5 separate regions of the Homo sapiens genome follow, and regions 1, 2, 3 and 4 are each linked to region 5. The links are chromatin contacts, found by Hi-C or POLR2A ChIA-PET in ENCODE. All regions are on one chromosome and are shown on one strand. The core of a region is the stretch at or near the end of the contact, and the rest is flanking DNA. Distances in the headings are between cores, read along the strand shown. Region 1 holds the start of MIRLET7IHG (MIRLET7I host gene). Region 2 holds the start of KICS2 (KICSTOR subunit 2). Region 3 holds the start of RAB21 (RAB21, member RAS oncogene family). Region 4 holds the start of TMEM19 (transmembrane protein 19). Region 5 holds the start of CAND1 (cullin associated and neddylation dissociated 1).

The links. Hi-C counts contacts between places; a loop is a spot of excess contacts on that map. ChIA-PET counts read pairs that join two places held with the same protein, here RNA polymerase II (POLR2A). Pooled maps may share reads with other maps.
Region 1: a loop to region 5 is called in a map of B cell, with 24 times the contacts of the local background. The contact joins the promoter of MIRLET7IHG here to the promoter of CAND1 in region 5. A Hi-C loop is called at or near these places in 2 of 168 maps with a recorded cell type or tissue (B cell and naive thymus-derived CD4-positive, alpha-beta T cell), 2 of 37 single-sample maps with no recorded cell type and 12 of 50 pooled maps. POLR2A ChIA-PET finds 5 or more read pairs at or near these places in 2 of 52 experiments (activated B cell and activated naive CD4-positive, alpha-beta T cell).
Region 2: a loop to region 5 is called in a map of ascending aorta, with 15 times the contacts of the local background. The contact joins the promoter of KICS2 here to the promoter of CAND1 in region 5. A Hi-C loop is called at or near these places in 2 of 168 maps with a recorded cell type or tissue (ascending aorta and naive thymus-derived CD4-positive, alpha-beta T cell), 1 of 37 single-sample maps with no recorded cell type and 15 of 50 pooled maps.
Region 3: a pooled map shows a loop between it and region 5 (24-fold over the local background). The contact joins the promoter of RAB21 here to the promoter of CAND1 in region 5. A Hi-C loop is called at or near these places in 13 of 50 pooled maps.
Region 4: a loop to region 5 is called in a map of B cell, with 15 times the contacts of the local background. The contact joins the promoter of TMEM19 here to the promoter of CAND1 in region 5. A Hi-C loop is called at or near these places in 2 of 168 maps with a recorded cell type or tissue (B cell and naive thymus-derived CD4-positive, alpha-beta T cell) and 9 of 50 pooled maps. POLR2A ChIA-PET finds 5 or more read pairs at or near these places in 2 of 52 experiments (CD4-positive, alpha-beta memory T cell and activated CD4-positive, alpha-beta T cell).

What each region holds. Positions count from the first base shown.
Region 1 is chr12:62,601,410-62,604,109 of GRCh38, forward strand. It overlaps MIRLET7IHG (MIRLET7I host gene), which reads left to right and starts at 1,334. Exons shown (of 2, transcript NR_186001.1): 1 at 1,334-1,426. LINC01465 (long intergenic non-protein coding RNA 1465) reads right to left here and starts at 2,025. Exons shown (of 1, transcript NR_121682.1): 1 at 342-2,025. MIRLET7I (microRNA let-7i) reads left to right here and starts at 2,277; the gene lies at 2,277-2,360. RefSeq lists enhancers at 628-1,151, 1,152-1,673, 1,188-1,297, 1,378-1,567, 1,674-2,195 and 1 more and silencers at 1,648-1,957, 2,048-2,347.
Region 2 is chr12:64,220,907-64,223,606 of GRCh38, forward strand. KICS2 (KICSTOR subunit 2) reads right to left here and starts at 1,390. Exons shown (of 3, transcript NM_152440.5): 1 at 1,097-1,390. The coding sequence starts at 1,331. It overlaps LOC124902952 (a long non-coding RNA gene), which reads left to right and starts at 1,443. Exons shown (of 2, transcript XR_007063347.1): 1 at 1,443-1,637. RefSeq lists enhancers at 914-1,033, 1,104-1,163, 1,198-1,792, 1,274-1,363, 1,514-1,703 and 1 more.
Region 3 is chr12:71,753,479-71,756,178 of GRCh38, forward strand. RAB21 (RAB21, member RAS oncogene family) reads left to right here and starts at 1,385. Exons shown (of 7, transcript NM_014999.4): 1 at 1,385-1,810. The coding sequence starts at 1,652. RefSeq lists enhancers at 1,157-1,446, 2,087-2,276 and a silencer at 1,427-1,706.
Region 4 is chr12:71,684,738-71,687,437 of GRCh38, forward strand. TMEM19 (transmembrane protein 19) reads left to right here and starts at 1,345. Exons shown (of 6, transcript NM_018279.4): 1 at 1,345-2,073. The coding sequence starts at 1,944. It overlaps LOC124902965 (a long non-coding RNA gene), which reads right to left and starts at 1,327. Exons shown (of 2, transcript XR_007063367.1): 1 at 1,185-1,327. RefSeq lists silencers at 1,617-1,686, 1,677-1,892.
Region 5 is chr12:67,267,942-67,270,641 of GRCh38, forward strand. It overlaps CAND1 (cullin associated and neddylation dissociated 1), which reads left to right and starts at 1,417. Exons shown (of 15, transcript NM_018448.5): 1 at 1,417-1,844. The coding sequence starts at 1,777. RefSeq lists enhancers at 553-852, 993-1,252, 1,532-2,183.

The DNA.
Region 1 (2,700 bases), core at 84-2,583, 4.7 Mb before region 5:
TCCCATGGCAGTCCAATCTTTGCTTATCAAGGAAGGATGGTGTGAAGTTTCTACAGACTTTCTGGTAAGTGATTGATAGATGAGTTTATGGTGTGATTGAGTTTTTGCTTTGAGTTTATGCTTAGTGATTGATAGGTGAGTTTATGCTTTGTCAGGTAAAGCATTTAACTGCAAATGTATTATGTTTACACAAATATTCTTAATTGGAAATAGTTTCTGAATATGCACCTAAAAATGTTCTTATGAAATATGTCAGGCAGGCTGATTTTTAACTTGAAAACTTCTACTTTAAGAAATTGTTTGGGTCCCATCGCCTATACCATGTAGAATAGAAACAAAAAGCCAGTTATTTAATTTTTAATTTGCAATTAAACTCTTGGCCAAGAGGATCTGTTGTCCAAAATTACATCGTGATAGCTTAAGAAAAAAAAAATCTTACTTTGCCAGAAAGGGAATTATACAAGGATATCTTTATGAGTTGCTGCCAAATTTTGTTCTAGACCACGGCCCTCTGGCCTCCATGAAGGATCAAAGTCTGGGCAAAGACAATTCTAAGTTGTAGGTAAACATGCTTTTCATTTCCCTCCATTCCTTACTTTTGTCATAAGCAGTCTGGATTTTCAGGGGTAAAGGCTGATAGGGTTGCCAGATACAGTCATTAAAAATTGAGAATGTGCAGTTAAATTGGAATATCAGATAAACAATTTTAAAAATATATGTAACACACATATGCCAAAACACTGGTTATCTGAAATTCCAATTTAACTGGGCGTCCTGTATTTTATCTGACAAGCCCTAACTACTTCTTTAAAATAATTTGTTAACTTCCTACAAAAAATCTCTAAATGGGAGGAAAAAAAAAATCCCGTAAGTTGTCTGGGCCAAAAGCAGAAGTGGCTCCATGGCAGTCAGCCTTCTCCCTAACTTGGCTTAAAAAGAAAAAGCCAAAACCAGAAGTCCCAAAAGCTTGCGTTTAAAGCGGGCTGTGCCGCAGCTTTCCCGCCTGTTTTCTGCGGAATGTAGCACGGCAGCCACCCCGCGTGGGTGGGGCTCGTATGGTTGTGTCCTTGCTGGTTGGGAAAGGAGGTGCCGGAAACTTCAAACCACGGCCAGGGTACAACGTGTCCGCTTAGGCGGCGATATGCGCCGCCATCTTCTTTGCGGGCAAAGGCCGAAAAAAGTTTGGGACTCCACTCCCCCCCGCTGAGCCGATGGAGGGCATCGCCCGCTGCCTCAGCACTCTGGTGACGTGGAATCGGGGTCCCCTCTTTCAGGGCTGATTTCTGGTAGCACGCTGACGCCTGCCAAGGCAGGGAAAGGGGACGCCGCCTCTGTCCCGGATGTAAGATGGCGGCGCGGGGGGCGGCCTGGCGGGGCGGTCACGTGGTGAGGAGTAGCGCGCGAGCCTCCTTAAGTGATCTCTAAGGTTCGTCCGGACGCACAGGAGCAGCGGAGCGCGAGACGGGTCTTGTGTCCGCACGCGTCGAGTCGTCGCAGTCGCCACCCGGGCCATCGCCGGGCCCGGTTTCACTGTTAAGGGGTTTTCGTTTGTTCCGTTTTCGCCTCCTGTAGAGCTGAACGGGAATTCCCCGAAGGGTGCTGGGGAACGGGTGGCCTGGGGACTTCCCGGCTATGCCTTGGCTGCTGTTTGGCGGAGCCGGCGGCAGCCTCTGCGGGATGCCCGCCGGCGATTATCGGCGCCGAGAGCGGGCCGGCGGCGGGTTCGACAGCGCGGCGCGGGTGGGGGCCCGGGTACCGGACTCGGCCGCAGCCCAGCCCCCACCGGGGACTCGGAGCAGGGAGGGGCGCGAGCGGCGCAGCTCGGGACGTGGCGGCAGCTCCTAGCGGGCGAAGCGCGGGAGCGCTGCTCGCTGCCTCTCGGGGGCAGTCCAGAACCAGTTGGTGTCTGACTGCGCTTTTGCCGCCCATTTCCTGCTTTCGAGCGGCTGAGGCGACGCGCTCCCCTCGGGCAGTGGAGGGAGCGGCTCTCTCCGCAGGACACCGCCGCTTTTCTCTCTTCAGAGCGGTGGCTGACGTACAGAACGCCGGCTGTATCACCCGGGCGCCGGCGCCGCCTCTCATCCCCGTAGCTCTCGGGGCGCGCCGGGAGTAGCCGAGCCGCTGGGTGCTGGGCGGGGTCTCCGGGCGCGGCGCGGGGGGAAGGCAAAGGAAAAGAAGGGGCGGCGGGCCGACGTCGGCGGCGAGGAAGGACGGAGGAGCGCCGGAGCCGCTTTGCTGCCCTCCGCGTGGTCCCGTGCCTCCCCGACACCATGGCCCTGGCTGAGGTAGTAGTTTGTGCTGTTGGTCGGGTTGTGACATTGCCCGCTGTGGAGATAACTGCGCAAGCTACTGCCTTGCTAGTGCTGGTGATGCTCAGCGCCGCGGAGGACAATGGCTGGGAATCCCCTTTGTTTTCCGGGGCGCTGCCTGGGGACAGCCCGCGAAGCCTCGGCGCCCGGCCGGCGCGGCCACCACGGAAACCGTTAGTTTCACATTTTCCTAGAAGGAATTGAGGGGAGTGGGGTGGACCGCGATGCATTTTAAAGGTTGGGAAAGAGCTAAGCCATTGGATTCCTTTTCTTGAAGGAAGGAGTGGAATTGTGTAAGATAATTGATACAGATAACTTTTTCACCCTAAAAAATTCTAACACTTCTTTCAGCAGTTAAATGCCAAATTTAGTGTGTACCTGTTTTACTTCA
Region 2 (2,700 bases), core at 140-2,639, 3.0 Mb before region 5:
GGAGGAAAAAAATAAGGTGAAACTATCTGACCAGTTTTTGCTAATAAATTAGCATACTAAATAAGTATGTATAAATCAACATACTTGCTACAGCAATTACGAACTCAGGAAGCCCTGTCTCTTGAGTGTTTACTGAAAGCTCAATAAGATGTACATGGTCACCTTCAGGCAATATAAGGAAAGTAGGGGGCTGGTTAGGGAACGGGGGGGGGTGGATCAAAATGAAATCTACACCAATTTTACATTTCTATTCTCTGTATTTTATATACGTGTCCTTCATTCACATCAGACCTCACGCTTCTGAAAATTGAAGAGTCTAAAACAGGTCAAAGTACTGACTCTGAAACCCCTAGGATTCAAATATATTTATTTGTCATAATTAAGCAGTAATATTATTTTGTATGCATATTCCATGCCTTTTACATCTATTATTTCCTTCTCATCTACTTATACTTATTGCTTCTACTAGTAAAAATCAGTTGAATCAGCTCTTGAATCTTATTTCAGAGGCAAGATGTACATGAAGTGCTAAGAGTGTTTACCATTTTCCCCTTAAGTCTCTTCTTGCTAGTGTTAGGCATATTTCTTGCCTTTCCTGCCCAATATTCATTTATTACTTTAGTCATTAAATATGTATTGGGGGACTATGAAGACGGGGTAGGACTCTAAATGTGACTCTCGGGCCTTAACCTTAAGAGGCCACACAACAGTGTTCAGTAATAGAACTAGGTTGTTTTGCAAAGTTTTGCTCTTCTGGCTGCAGCGTCACTAATTAAAACAATGAAGACATAGTTTGGTTAACTTCTCATTTATGGCATCAATCCATGCACGAGGCAAAAGGGCAAACCCTTCGGTTTGGGTCACAGCCCTGCAAAGAGCATCTACCCAGTTCGCCAATCTATCAGCAGCGCAGGCCGGTGGGCGGGGCTTGTGGAAGCCCAGGGAAGGAAAGGAACGGTGGGAGGAGATCTGGGAATGCCGAGTCGAGCCTGCGACTAGAAGTGACACAGAGACGGGAAACCCAAGCCACTGCCGACTGGGGAATATACCCCCTTTACTTCCTCCTCAAGGGGCTCGGGGGGCGGGGCGGAGGTACCTAGTTTCTGCCCCAGGTAGGTGAGGCTGTGATAGACCTTCTCGGCCGCGGCCAGGTGCGCCAAGGCCGCCAGCAGCGACAGCCAGCTGCCCCCCGCGCTCTTGTTGGCCTCTCGTTCCTTCTCCACATTGTCCTTAGCCTTGTCGTAAGAGAAGATACCCAGGTGAGAGAAGAACGTCTCCAGCACCGCCTGTTCCACCGGGACCGGGGCGGCCAGCGGGATAGACTCCCCCATGCGAGCTGCGCCCCAGCTCGACCCACGTGGCTCTCCTCGGCCTCGCACTTCCGGGTTCTGAGGGAACGGGCTTGCGCACAAGCGTGCGTGCGCGTGACCGCCTCCACCGGCGGACTCGTGAGCGCGCCGCTGCCGGGACCGCTCCTGGGCCTTAGAGAAGACGCGGATAAGGGCCAAGGAAAGAGGGAGGTAGCGGTTGCTGAGCTCCTTCGGCGCTTCGGCTCCTGTAGCTCTGACTATTCGGACCGTCAAGGTAGAATAGGAGGCGGCCAGTTCCCCGCTCTAAGAAGTTGCCTGCGCTCTGAGGTGAGCTGACAGGCCCCTCTCTGTGTGGTTCGTCAGCGCTGGTGACGTCATGCAAACGTGACGTCAGCCCTGGCCAGAACATCTGGCCTGGGCTCTCCAGGCACCTCGCTGGGCCGGCTGGGAGATGGGGAAGTGCCTGGAGTTGTGCCCACACTCACAGCAGGGACCCTAGTCAGCCCTGACACCTTCTACACCAACTCATGGAAGTGATTTGCTGAGATTAGAAGACTGACGGGTAAAGGTTGATCTCCTTCCCATTGCCTAGTTTTCATCACATCACACACCACCGGTTAACTCTCACCTGTATCCCGTTCTAGTTCTCCCGGGTCTGTGTTAGCCCTGCAACTAATAAGTAGAGCCCCTGGCCCAAACTGCATTAACCTTCCTTAAAAAGTTATCTTTTTTTTTTCTTTTTTTTTGAGACGGAGTCTCGCTCTGTCGCCCAGACTGGAGTGCAGTGGTGAGATCTCGGCCCACTGCAGCCTCCACCTCCCGAGTTCAAACGATTTTCCTGCCTCAACCTCCCTAGTAGCTGGGATTACAGGCCAGCGCCACCACACCTGGCTAATTTTCGTATTTTTAATAGAAACAGGGTTTCACCATGTTAGCCAGGCTGGTCTCAAACTCCTGGCTCAAGCAATCTTCCCACCTCAGCCTCCCAAAGTTTTGGGATTACAGGTGTGAGCCACCACCCCTGGCCAGAATGAAGAATACATTAATGTAAATTGTGCACGTTGTCATTTAGAATAATTACAAGTTCCTTTGGCATTTAAGAAACCCCATGAACCCGGCTCATACTTGTATGTCCACTACTTTGAAACACTACCCACTACTCAATAGTTTTTTCCTTTCTTCTTTGTGCATACTTATTTTATGCTTCTTAGTCACACTATTTAATCGCATATATTTACATATCTCTTTCCCCAAGTGGTGAGATCCCTAGGGTACAGTAGGGTTCACTTACAGTTATAATCTTTTCATATTGGACGGCGCAGCCATGTTTGTTGAACAAATGAGAGAATTGCCTATTTTCGTTTTTTCTCAAACTAGAGCTGTTCTGCCA
Region 3 (2,700 bases), core at 135-2,634, 4.5 Mb after region 5:
CCGAGTAGCTGGGATTATAGGCTTGTGCCACCATGCCCAGCTAATTTTTTGTATTTTAGTAGAGATGGGGTTTCACCATGTTGGCCAGGATGGTCTCGATCTCCTGACCTTGTGATCCGCCCGCCTCGGCCTCCCAAAGTGCTGGGATTACAGGCATGAGCCACCACGCCCGGCCTCTTTTTTTTTTTTTAACCTGGTTTGAAGTGTGAAAGAAGTTTGATTTTTAAAAAAATGTTTACCTGACACCAGGTTTCCAGTAAATTTTCAGAAATATTAGTATGATTTCTTGGAGGAGTATGGTTTCTTGGAGGCAGGCCGGGCGTGGTGGCTCACACCTATAATCCCAGCACTTTGGGAGGCCGAGGCAGGTGGATCACTTGAGGTCAGAGTTCAAGACCAGCCTGGCCAACATGGTGAAACCCTGTCTCCACTAAAAATACAAAAAGTAGCGGGGCGCGGTGGTGGGCGCCTATGGTCCCAGCTTCTCGGGAGGCTGAGGCAGGAGAATCACTTGAACCAGGAGGCAGAGACTGCAGTGAGCTGAGATCACGCCACTGCACTCCAGTCTGGGCGACAGAGCGATACTCCATCTCAAAACTAACAATACAAACAAACAAAAAAGAATGGGGATGCAGATGAGAAAAAACAAGCAATCATCGAACAAGCCACCTCAAGGTGGAGTACCATGGAACGTCAGAGGCTTCATGAAAGTCAGAAAAACTGAAGAGCACTTGGGGTTAGGAATTCAAAGGTGGGCAGCTCTTATACAGACCTTGCCCTCAACAAACCTATAGTCTAATGAGAGTCGATAAACACTTAGCAAAGTATTAATAATATCCATGGAGTGTGTAAAGCCCTAGTAAAGGAGGTATACTGGTGGTAAGAAATACCTAATTTTGTGAGGTGGGGGAATGGAAGGATGGGGGAAGGATTGGGTGGTCAGGGACGCGGTTTAAGCTGAGACTTGAAAGATGATGGAGTAGTTGACCAGGCGGTCAGAGGAACTTGGAAGCGCTATGATTCGGGATCCCACAGAGAGAGATTCAAGGGCACCTTGGCAGATATGGTTTACAGTGACCTCTGGTGTGACAGATCATTAGCATTGTGAACATGCAAAAACGATGAAGTTCTGCCCTTCATTTCACCAGAGCTGGGCTCGCCTCAAATTCCTGGTTCCTTATTCCCGCTGGCTCCCACCAACTGAAAAGCAGAGGTGGCTCGCAAGCGGCGGGGCTCTGCCCTAGATTGCCAGTAGGCGCTCGACTCACATCCAGCTCCACCCCGGGAGATGCCCCAGAAGCCCCGCCCACGTCCAGGCACGTTCTTCTGGGGCTAGTCGCAGGGGCCGCCCCGGCACCGGCGCTCACGTGACCCGAGGTGTGACGTAGGAGGAAGGAGACGCCATTAGAGGGAGGCAGAGAGGGATCGTTCTTCGCTTTTCCTCCGGTGCCTGACGTGGTGGGCTGGGGCCCTTCATTCTCGGACTTTCCCTCAGCCCTTCCAGGCCTCGCCCGAGGAGGGCGTGGGGACAGCGCCCGGGTCGGCGGGGCCGGGGCGGTGGGGGCTGAGCCGGCCGTGGCTGTGAAGGCGCTGCCGCGGCTGTCGGGAGGGCGGCGCGACACTCGGGCTCGGGCGGCCGGGAAGCGACGGGATGGCTGCGGCCGGCGGCGGCGGCGGCGGGGCGGCGGCGGCGGGCCGAGCCTACTCGTTCAAGGTGGTGCTGCTGGGGGAAGGCTGCGTGGGGAAGACGTCGCTGGTGCTGCGCTACTGCGAGAACAAGTTTAACGACAAGCACATCACCACTCTGCAGGTGCGGACCTCGGGGAGCGGGAGGGGGCGCCTCAGGGCCCCTACCCCTCCGGGGCTGGGGAAACTTTGCCGCCCTGGTCCCCTGGATGTAGGCTGGCAAATCTCAGGCCTGTCATCTCCGCCTTCGGTTTACCTTTCCGAATTCGCCCTGGGGAATCACCAGGTCGGGGCAGCCTGTAGACGCGAGGACAGGCTGTTGGGAGGGAAGTGGAAGGGCCCTGAAAAGTCCCCAGTGTTCCCCGTGGTGGCTGCGCACGTTGTGGTCTCCGTCCGTGGGCTGTTTTTTCCCATTTACTGCAGTTCCTGGGTCCCAGGTGTCAGTGTTGCAGTCTCCAAATGTTAGCTCCTTTTCTTTCTTTCAGAATTAGGAACTTAGCTGCGTATTTGATTTTGCGAATTAGGTGATTTGTAACTTCAGCGCTTACTGATGACTAAGTGTTTATGCAAGTTCCATTTTGTCCTGAGTAACAGGAATGGCAAAAGAGCCATCTCTGGAGGTTTTTTGAAATGACCGCTTGCCTAGGCGTGTTACGCAGTTTCATTGCAGCCTGCGTGGGTCTGACTTGCGGGTCACTCATATTCTGCGAGGTCGATTGACCCACGCTGAAACATCAAGTGAATACTGGCCAACAATTGGTCCCCAGACTAAAAGCCGCTGCTGTTACTCAGTTTCTTTACCTGTAAAATAAAAGGTCGGCTTTCTTCCACAGGTACATTGGAAAGGTGTTAAAATGTTATCATTGATTGAGAGTGAAGCCAGGCCTTTGAGGGAGTTGTACTCACCCCACCTCTCCCAGAGAAATCAGTTTTGATGTTATTAGGAGAAATTTATCCTACTAATTTGACTTACCAATTTGGTCAAAGGCAGTAAAGTCTAGTGGACTTTTGAGC
Region 4 (2,700 bases), core at 95-2,594, 4.4 Mb after region 5:
GAAAATCATCCCTGACATCCAGGGACTGACCTGACACAGCTACACCACAGTGTTGGGAGATAGCTTGACATTCACAACTAGGCTATGATTTTCCTATCGAACACCAACTAATCAGAGAGGGTCACTCTGTGACTGTGGTGAAGCAAGGCAAAAAAAAGAAAAAAAAAAAAAAGACCAGTTTATAATTTTGTCTAAGCAGAGACAAAAACAATGCGACTGTGCAAACCACAAAACATTAGCTTTCATTATTAATAATTTTACCCAGTAGTCTGGTAACATTGATACTGGCCAGTCAGCTTGGTGAAATAATCCAAACATTTACCTATGCAGAACAGACTAAGACAAAAATAAAGTAGGCACATAATACATTTCAGCATAAAGACCATATATGTATATTATCTAGTACAGGAAGCCCACTACTATTTAGTCCTACTTCACAGATTTGATTCTTAGTTAACTACTTAATTAGATGTCTTACCAAAGAAAATGACAAGCTGTCTTGGCATGTATTTTGAAATTTAAAATAATGTGAGCTTTTTTAAAGTAACTACTCTTGGGGCTTAAAACACAATTGCATACTGTGTCTGAAATGGATTTGGCTCCTCTTCTTACACTGTCAGCAATTAACTGAAAAAATTGATAAATATTATGTAATTATCAGTTAATTACTGTTAACCCAGGCAAACAAGTTAATTTCACATAAAACATGAAATCAGGCCGGGCGCTGTAGCTCACGCCATTAAACCCAGCACTTTGGGAGGCCGAGGTGGGTGGATCCCCTGAGGTCAAGAGTTCGAGACCAGCCGGGCCAACATGGCAAAACCCCGTCTCTACTAAAAATATAAAAATTAGCCGGGCGTGGTTGTGGCGCCTGTAATCCCAGCTACTCCGGAGGCTGGAGCAGGAGAATCGCTTAGAACCTGGGAGGCGGTGGTTGCAGTGAGCAGAGATCGTGCCACTGCACTCCAGCCTGGGCGGCAGAGAGAGACACTGTCTCGAAAAAAAAAAAAAGAAAAGAAAAGAAATCAGCCACGATTCAGATTTTTAATGCTAACAAGACGTTTTGCTTTCTAAATGCACACACCTTTAATATAAGGGGTGTGAGGACAGATATTTCCACAATCTAAGTGGTGTTATGACAATAATTACGAGAGCTCAGTAATAGAAACTATGTTTAACTTTACCTCGCTAGCAGCCAGGAGTCTAGCACATTATAGGTACTAAACAATGTTGTTTAGTACCTATAATGTGGTTTTGGAGAAGCAGTGCAAACGCAGCCGGCCAGGATGCCAGCAGTGCCTGCCCACGTGAGCTAGGCGACATCCCCCTAAGCGGCTGCGGCGCATGCCCACAGCGGGCGAGGCGCTAGAGGCGGGGGCGCCGGGAGGCGCGGGCTTTGCTCCTGGGGTCTCGGCCTTGGCCGGCTGGACCTGACCCTAGGGCGGCTTGCGCAGCTGTCGGGACGTGACTGCGTTCAGCCGCGTCGGGCGTGCTTCCCAGACTTGCCCAAGTTCGGGTGCCCTAGCTGCCCCTTTGCAGCCGCTGGCCTACCCGGCCCGCGGGTGAGAAGGTTGCGACGGGAGGTGGGTGGAACTCGCCAGCGCCGGGACCGCGGATTGGCTGCCTCGGCTTTCTCTTTTCCCCGTGGGCTCCGGCGTGAGGCGCTGAAGCGGCCGGCAGCCGGCGACCGGCCCTCACCGTCCGCCGGGTTGCGCTCTGCTTTTGCGGTGAGGCGTTGACCACGCCCATATGAATTGGAGCTCTCCGCCAGTAGGAGTTTCCGGAAGGAGTTTGAATTTTTGTGATTTTTATGCTTGTTTGGTCGGTGGAATATGTTGGGATTTATGTTTGCCTCTGAACAAGTGTCTTGCTCACATCGTAAATGACTTTCTCTCCGAAACGCTAAATATTCTTTCCCGCAGGAGCTCATATCCTTATTTTCCATGACAGATCTTAACGACAATATATGCAAAAGATATATAAAGATGATAACTAATATAGTTATACTGAGCCTGATCATTTGCATTTCGTTAGCTTTCTGGATTATATCAATGACTGCAAGCACCTATTATGGTAAGTCTGAGTGTTCTAAGTTGTTTCTCTGTAATCTAGTCAGAGGAAATTAAAACCATACCATTGTGAAATCCAAAACTCATATCCTCTGAATGGTTATGAATGGTTGTGTTTACTTAACTTCCATAGCCTGATTTAACTTACTAACATGATAGTATAAACAATGCCTTTAATAAATGCTTGTTGTGATAATTCGAGTTATACCTATTTCTTTTTTTTTTTAATTTTTATTTTGTATAAGATAGGGGTCCCTCTGTGTTGCTAGGCTGGTCTCAAACCCCTAGGCTCAAGTGATCCTCCCACCTGTGTCTCCCAAAGTGCTGGCAATACAGGCCACCACTTCTGGACTAGTTACACCTATTTCAAAATGTCTTTATATTTTATGTAACTATTCCATCTGTCTTGGTAAAAGATAAGTGAGGCGAATATAGCTTTGTAAAGCAATTACAGTGATGCTTTTAATTTTGAATAAGAATATTAGTAATGGGCCAGGCGCGGTGGCTCACGCCTGTTATCCCAGCACTTTGGGAGGCCGAGGCGGGCAAATAACCTGAGGTCGGGAGTTCAAGACCAGCCTGGCCAACACGGTGAAACCCCAGCTCTACTAAAACTAGAAAAAAGCTGTAA
Region 5 (2,700 bases), core at 167-2,666:
AGCAGATCAGAGGTATGTGTGAAATTTAAACACATATTATGAGGCTAAACCAAGTTTCATCTGTTTTATTAACTCCTATTGCCTGACTTTGAAGTACTCAGTAATAGTTGATGAATACAGAAAACAATGGTAAAGGTCAGGTAGATTTGATCGGATTTGAGTTATGTGTTAGTAGAGAGCTATTTAAAGGTTTGTTGTTGTTTTTAACAGGAGTATCAAGTGAGATTGATTTTTCATCTCTTCACCAGGCTCTCTGTTCTTTTAGAAAGGCCTGTCAGCTAGCTCCATCCCTAACACTTTCAGGGATGTTGACCCCTAGCTGGCAAAACTTGTGTTTAAAATCCCAAATATTAAGCAGATGAAAAACTTGGATACTAAATACTTTCATAACTCATCTCCACGAATTTGTACGTCTGAGGGAGCAATACACAGCTGCAGGTCCATCAAGGCCACAAAAGCTAACTACAGAGATAGTCTTTTAGCTATTTTGAAATCAGTAGGGCCTGACTACAGCCATCTGTCGCATACCCATTACTCTTACTAAGGTCCTGCTGGCGTCAGAGAGGTGGTTCTACGATGCACGGTAGGAGTGTGTCTGGCCAGAGAAGTGGGGAGGCTCAGCTGCCTTGGGAGGTGCAAGTAGTAGCGCTAGGAAGCTGCTGCTAGGCCTCTGGCAAGAACACCAACTGATCCGCAATGCGCCTGGCCAAACTGCAGCAGCCTGCTCTGCAAATACTGCATAACAGAAAAAGCCTGTATTGGAGAATATAAGAATCCGCGGCAGAAACGGAGTGCGCGACGATTCTAAGGTTTTTACCCAGCACGGCTCCCCCATCAGACTGCAAATCCCAGCATTCACTCCTTCCACGGGAGCCAATGAGGAAGCTACTAGTTCCCGCAGCCAATCACATTCTGAGCCAGTGTATCACCCGACTGAATTCTGGGATTTGTGGTTTTTACGTGGCAACATTACACCACGGTGGCTACGGCAATGCAGGCCACGCGTCTGATCCCAAACGACACCTCCCTGTTATAAATTCTTATGTTGGTTCCGCAAGCTAACTCCTTAACTGTCGTTACTCCCAGGCTTCCTCCTTCTCAAAGCTCGTAATCTTTTTCTCTTAATGTCATTAAACAATCAAGTTATTTTCAGATTAAGGCCCACTTGCTCCACTCGTCCCCTGTCCCTTAACCGTCGCTTTAGAGTCTCGCGAGAACAGCCCCTTTTTTTTGTGTTGTCATGCCTCCAAAAGGCGGGTCACATGAAAACTGACACAGGCTTCAGCCAACCGAATTGTTTTTTAACTCTCTTCTCCACAGCGTGCGTGGGGAGGCCTCCGTGAACTCTGACCTTAGCTTTCCGTAGCGCCCGCGTCTGCCGCCCCCGCCCCCGGAGCGAAGGAGGCGGGCTTTGGCCTTTTGCCCTAGGGAGCGAGTGCGGAGCGAGTGGGAGCGAGACGGCCCTGAGTGGAAGTGTCTGGCTCCCCGTAGAGGCCCTTCTGTACGCCCCGCCGCCCATGAGCTCGTTCTCACGCGAACAGCGCCGTCGTTAGGCTGGCTCTGTAGCCTCGGCTTACCCCGGGACAGGCCCACGCCTCGCCAGGGAGGGGGCAGCCCGTCGAGGCGCCTCCCTAGTCAGCGTCGGCGTCGCGCTGCGACCCTGGAAGCGGGAGCCGCCGCGAGCGAGAGGAGGAGCTCCAGTGGCGGCGGCGGCGGCGGCAGCGGCAGCGGGCAGCAGCTCCAGCAGCGCCAGCAGGCGGGATCGAGGCCGTCAACATGGCGAGCGCCTCGTACCACATTTCCAATTTGCTGGAAAAAATGACATCCAGCGACAAGGACTTTAGGTGAGGCCGAGATCCGACCCTCACCCCACCTCGGGGTTCTCGCAGCCGCGGCCCTGGCCGTCACGCAGGCCTTGCCCCACCCCTTCGGCCGTAGCCGGTAGCTTCTCTGCCCCGAAGTCTCCAGCCCACCGGTCCGCTGGCCTCCCGATCCCTGCGGAGCCCCTTTCCTCTCCCCTCTTGCAACCCCCTCCCCCCATTCTTTCTCCTAGGCAGTTGCCCGCCGCGGTCTCTAGGCCCCGTTTGCTTGTCTCAGCGCCCCCACATCCTTCCCTGCCCCACCAGGAGGCGATTCTTGCGTCTCAGGTAGCGCGAAGGGGCTAAACCACCCACCATTGTGGAGAAGGGAGTTGCTCTAGGCCGGGAGACCGGGCGCCGGGCCTATTCGCTTGCCATCCTGCGGCGCTAGGCCGCCTTGCTCGCTGGGGCCCAAGCTGCTGCCCACTCGGGGACCCGGCAGCCTCCTCTCTGCCCGCAGGTGCGCGTGGGCCTTGCTGCATTCAGGTGGAATGATGAACTTTTGCGCTCTTGGCTGATACATAGTTCTTTTGTGGATTATTAATTTTCGTGAAGGTGGGAAGAAGGGGGAGGGGAGCCAGGATGGAGGAAACTTCGCTCATAGGGTTTTCCCGCCAGCATCACTGTCAGTTCCTCTTGTCAGGTAAAACCAACTTAGGAACTCGGGGTTTCAGTCTCATGTCCTCATATCCAAAATCACTGCCAAAGGGGTGGATTGCTGGATCTTAATCATAGCAGACGGATCTTCAAAAGGAAGAGATGTTTAATACGGACCTGGTGAATATGAAGCTTTATTACAGCAGTTCTGTTCAGGAGATCGGTACTGTTGGTTCCAAAGTGT